2 separate regions of the Homo sapiens genome follow, and region 1 is linked to region 2. A link is an interaction called in ENCODE POLR2A ChIA-PET data of the cell type or tissue named here. Cell type or tissue: PC-9. All regions are shown on one strand. Each heading gives the region's core, and the rest is flanking DNA. Links, peaks and the distances in the headings are about the cores only. Region 1 overlaps LYPLAL1 (lysophospholipase like 1). Region 2 has its middle 190 kb from the start of LYPLAL1.

Region 1 (2,930 bases), core at 164-2,663, 180 kb before region 2:
CAGTAGTTTCCTAACTGATCTCTGTACATCTACTTTTGCTCTCTTTCAATTCTGTCTTGACACAGCTTCCAGATTGATCCTTTAGAATCATGCCAACCTTTCTGTCAGAAATATTCATGACTTCTTCATGAACAGATTTGTCACGTTCCTACAGTTTCTCTGGTCTCATTTTATAGACACTGCTCTTTTCATTCTCTGCTTTTCAGTTCTTACATGTCATACTGCTCCCTCTTATCCAGAATCCTGGCACCTGCCCTTTCCTCGCCCTGGGATACTTTTTTCTTCTGCCCTGCACTTCTCACCATCCTGTAGACTTTAGTTCAAACCATTCAGCAACTATATTTGGATACCCAGTTTTTGTCAGTCCTGTTCTAGGCACTATGTGAACAAATAACTCAGATAAAATACATCATAAACTTCCTCTTGCAGAGTTTATAGGCTAGTGCATTTATTGTTGAACTCCATAAACCCAGTCAGTTGTGAATAAAATAAATATTTGCAACACCAAGTGTCTCATTTTTGAAGCAGGTACATTTGCCTTTCACATTTATTTGTGTGATTTTTTGACTAATTTCTGTTTTTCACAATATGCTACACACTCCATGAGAATAGGGACTCTATTCCTCCCTCACCCCACCATCATTGCCTCTCTAGCAGTGAACACAGTGCTTGACACATTAACAGGGATTCAATAGGCAGTTTTTGAACTGATACCTTAATGAGTTAATTGATTAAAAAATTAAAGTTGTGACCTTAATTTCCTCCTCAGGACTCCATAAGATGGACTTATATTTCCTTCCATTTTTTTCTGTAAATACATATACATTAATATTTATATGGCTTTTTATTACTTACCAGCTTTGGAGTAGATAATTCTTCTTTTAGGTCATGTAAACATGTTGTCAAAATTAAATTATGATTTTTTCAAGTTAAAATAAAATTACACTGAACACACATTTTGGACTTTTTTTAACCAAGAAAATTAGGTTCTTCTAACTACAGAAGTTTAACAGTCACTTTAGGAATTTATTACTATTAAGAATATGATAAGAAATGACTATTAAAAGTCACATATAAATACAGAAATAAAATTTTTTTTAGAAAAATCAATTTATTTATTTATTCCTGTACTACCCACTAAACAAATTAGGTAACTTAAAACTTAAGCTTAAACAAGATCTTCAGAGTAATCAATGGTGAAGCCAGGAGTAAAATAATCAAAATTATTGCTAGTTATTGAGACCTAGTTAGTTAATTCATATTAGTAAGTCAGTTTCTATATGGTTATTATGATGTATGGAGCTTTTTTAAATCCTTTATTCCATCCTCTGTGTGACATAAAAGTTTTAGACTGCTTTGAAATGCATTGTATTACTAAAATATTTATTTTAATCTAGATTTTTTGATTCATCAGGTGATTCTGGACAAGGATTAAGAATGTGGATCAAGCAGGTTTTAAATCAAGATTTAACATTCCAACACATAAAAATTATTTATCCAACAGCTCCTCCCAGGTATGCAGTAATTTATCTCACTTGTCAATATAACTCTGTGGCATAAAATATATATAGAGAGATGTGCCAGCTAGGTGTTCTTTAAGCTTAATTTTGTATTTAACATACTTTAAATTAGAGTACTTTGTCCCCAGAATGTATTCTTTATTGCAGTTACACTGTTGGACCAAGTTTTGCCAGGTGAGTAATTTATTCCCTTTCTGTAAAGCATTCCCTAAAGCTCTGAATTTAAACTGTGTCCCAAGCATGGCTTATGTAACTCTGCTTCCTCTTGCCCTGCAGATTGCTCAACTTTCATACTTCTTCCCTACATTCACCCCAAAAGGAAACTTAATAACTCCAACAAGTATAATCTTTCTAATAATTTAGTTAAGCCAGAATTCATAATCTCTGGGAAAGGGTTTTATGGCATTCTTTCCACATTTAAAAGGATTATCAAGAAACAATGTTATGCTTTTTTAATCAGTAAACCAGAATAGGAAGATAGAATTGACTACTTAATAAATATTTAGGTTATATAACCTGTAGGTGTGTGCAAAAAATTCACAGTAATAAAACTGCTATAGTTTTGAGGTCAAACTACTCTTTGTAAATATTAAATTAACATCTGCATAGTCTTTTATTCGGAACACATGCCGTAAATCAGGGATTGGGATTTTTTTTTGGTTAAGTGAAATGATGTGTGGAGCTACGCCCCAATCTGATTTTTCTCATAATCTGTTCTTGATTTTTTTTTGTTTCTTTTTCTTCTTCTTTTTTTATTTTTTCCAGACAGAGTCTCACTCTGTTGCCTAGGCTGGAGTGCAGTGGTGCAGTCTTGGCCCACAGCAGCCTTTGCCTCCCAAGTTCAAAGGATTCTCCTGCCTCAGCCTCCTGCCTAGCTGAGAATACAGGCATGTGACACCACGCCCAGCTAATTTTAAAGACAAGGTTTTGCCATGTTGGCTAGGCTGGTCTGGAACTGTTGACCTGAGGTGATCCACTCACCGCGGCCTCCCAAAAGTGCTGGAATTACAGGCATGAGGCACTGCACCTGGCCTGTTCTTGATTTTTTTCTTATCAGGCATACTATGCAAATGCCTTGCTTTATATTTTCATTAACTTAGTATTAAGGAGAAATAAAACCAGAACTTCAAGGACGTTTTTATATGTACTAATAAGAATTTACTTACTTTAATTGATAGAATTGAAAAAGGGAGAACAAAATGATAATGTAAGACTGAAGACTCAAAGGAGTTATTATTTAAATGTAATTTTAATAGAGTTTAAAAGTTTGGTAATCTAGTTAAAAGACCCAATCACCAGTGGTTATTTTTGTGCTATAAATTGCATGTCTTTGAAAATGTCAAAAAAGCTTCTTGTTACTGATTTTTAGGATAGTTGAAGTTGGAAGGAAGAAACATAGTGGTATTTCTG
Region 2 (2,930 bases), core at 219-2,718:
CCAACTAATTTGAAAACTTGTGCCTACACAAGATCTGAATGCAAATGTTCATAATAGCTTTGTTTATAACTGCCAAAAACTGGAAGCAACAAAGATGTGAATAAATAAGCAAATTTTGGTACATGCATACAATGGAATACTATTCAGCAATAAAATAAGTTAGCTATCAAACCAAGCAAAGACATGGATAGATCTTAAATGCGTAATGCCAAATGAAAGAAGCTAGTCTGCAAAGGCTACATATTATATGTTCTTTTTATATGGCATTCTGATAAACACAAAACTGTAGAGGCAGTAAGCAGGTCAGTGTTTGCCGTCCACACAGGAGACATTTTGGGGTGGTGGAAGTATTCTGCGTCATACTTTAATGGTGGATACATGACATGATGCTATTGACAAAACTCATGAAACTTCATGACACCAAGAGTGGACTTCAGTGTTTGAAAATTCTAAAAAAATCATTTAGAAGGTTCAGAGATTTCAGGATTGCATCCAGAATGCTACAAAATCTTCTAACTATATTACAAAATATGAAGTAACCTCACTAAAGGGGCAGAAGGGAAAGTTGCTGACTAAGTAACTTTGGAAATGAGTGAACTCTGTGAAACTAAAGTCCAAAGAAACTGCACAAGTACTGTACTCTAGTTGATAAAATTGTTTTCTATGGGAATCCTAGTTAATTCTGAAACGACTATGCATGTATACTATTTAAGTGAAATAACAATCATTGTATTAGTTCATTTTCACAGCACTATAAAGAACTGCCCGAGACTGGGTAATTTATAAAGAAAAGAGGTTTAATTGGCTCACAGTTCCACCAGGCTGGGGAGGCCTCAGGAAACTTATAATCATGGCAGAAGGGGAAGCAGGCACATCTTACAGGGTGGCAGGCGAAAGAGTGAGAGCAAAGGGGGAAGCACCCCTTATAAACCCATCAGATCTCATGAGAACTCATTCACTATCAGGAGAACAGCATGGGGGAAACCTCCCTATGATCCAATCACCTCCCACCAGGTCCCTTCCTCAACATGTAGGGATTACAGCTGAAATGAGATTTTGGTGGGGACACAGAGCCAAATCATATCAAGTATTATTGCTGTATTATACATAATTATAGTGCGTGTGTGTGTGCGTGTGTGTGTGTGTGTGCGGTCATCTGGGCCATCCTATTTCAGGCCCCAGTTGAGACAGAGGTTATCACTTACTGAACATGCCCACAAGATTCAGTAGCAGTACCACTAGGCCTTCCCAGTAGTTGCAAGATGAGGATTTTATTGATTAAGACAATTTATAGAGACATAAGTTTACTAGAAAACAAAATCCAAAGCCCAGACAACACTACAAACTCTATATAAGTGAGGAAACAAGTTGTTTTTTTCCAGCTGTAGAAACCTTACATCATACTTAAGAGTATGAAAAAAGCAAACAAATTCCTGGCAATTAAAATCACTCTTAATATGATAAAGAGATTTGCTGACCTACCATTTACATTTCTGGCTAATTACTAATGTTGCTGCGGGTGTCACAGACCATTTTAAAGCATTGTGCTTACCTCAGCAGTGCAGCAAATACCTCCAGGATCACTTCAGTGTTCAACTCTTAAAGAACATACAAAGCAAACTGTGTTTTCTTACATCAGGGATTTATCCCCTTTGACTATTCCCAGTGTTACATCAGCCTCATTATTTGGGGGCTTGAGCTCTTTTAGAGCATAAAACAACCATTACTTTGGAGATCAGACAAGCGGTTTTCTTGTGAACAATGGAGAAAACAGAAGCAGATACAGCAAAATTCACTCACCATGGTCTTTCACAAAGCTTTCCTTTCTTCTTAAAAATAACAGCCCTCACCTCATTTTATACTTGAAGGTCATTTGCTAAAACATGAGATGTGGATTTAATGATCCAATTTCTTAAAATAAACATGGAGTGCATAGCAAATAACATCTGTCTACTTATGCAGAGAAAAAAATCTACAAACAGACACACAAAGGTAATGAAAATGTCACTGAAGGGATATAAACTGATTGTAAAGAAAAAATGCAAGTCCAAAATTTTCTATTACCTGACACACCTGGAATCAAAACCATCATTTCTATGGCATGGTAGTCAAAGCCAGCTTTATTTCAAACTTTACACACAACACATAAAAAGACTGGTTATGAAAAGTCCACAAGACTGGAATGGGGCATGACATCCGGTTATATAATGCATAGAAAGGGAAGTATGTGGGTATCTACACAGGCAGCTGCATCAAAATTTCCTCCCTCTAATAGTCAGCCATCTTTGTTTGCCCAAGGTCTTGTAAGTCTCAATCAGAACTTTCATGTATCCCGAAACAGCACAAATCAGTAACTTTGGGAAATTCAGTCAGGATTATCAACCTGTCTCTCCACATGTTAAGAAAATCCAAGAGAGCATTATGCAGAATGGACTGTAGCCAGCAAGAGCTGTACCTAGCAACAGAGAAACTGCAAACCACACCAGGTTGAAGTTTAGAACCTTGAAAGCTTATCTAAAGTCCTTCCAAGTTCGGTATGCTTTTAGCATGGAACTGGATGCCTTGCATCGGGAGAACTTCTTGGTGATAAATTTTAGTTATCCCTCTTTATTTGTCCAGAATTTATTGATGAGACCATCTCTTCTTGGAGGTTGCCATAGTTCTCTTCAGATTGATAGCACTCTCAGGCTTGCCTTCAAAATCTTTATTGAAATTCGTACTCGTAGACATCGGAGTAGTCATTTGACAAAGATCTGCCTCCCATATGAAAGCGTAAGTTCCTATGAGAGAAAAGACCATAATTATTTTTATTCTTCTTCATATTCCAACTTGCAGAAAAGTCCCTGGTAGAGAGTAAACTCAGTTACATTTGTAGAGTAAATGAAAGGGCCAGAATGAAAAGGATTTGTGTGTGTCTGTGCATATGTGTG

The links. Peaks named below come from ENCODE experiments on the same cell type or tissue, not always from the same donor. Only the 100,000 strongest peaks of a DNase experiment are listed, where the experiment ranks them.
Region 1: POLR2A ChIA-PET joins it to region 2 with 5 read pairs; 2 of 35 experiments call an interaction of 5 or more read pairs at or near these places.

Annotation. Positions count from the first base shown.
Region 1 is chr1:219,177,733-219,180,662 of GRCh38, forward strand. LYPLAL1 (lysophospholipase like 1) reads left to right here. Exons shown (of 5, transcript NM_138794.5): 2 at 1,415-1,514. Among named protein-coding and RNA genes, the nearest start is that of LYPLAL1, 5.3 kb to the left of the region's middle. RefSeq lists an enhancer at 1-120. In PC-9, for the core only: no CTCF peak of the experiment used is centred there; no DNase peak of the experiment used is centred there; H3K27ac peaks cover 766 bases.
Region 2 is chr1:219,357,704-219,360,633 of GRCh38, forward strand. It overlaps a transcript of LYPLAL1 not described here. Among named protein-coding and RNA genes, the nearest start is that of LYPLAL1, 190 kb to the left of the region's middle. In PC-9, for the core only: no CTCF peak of the experiment used is centred there; no DNase peak of the experiment used is centred there.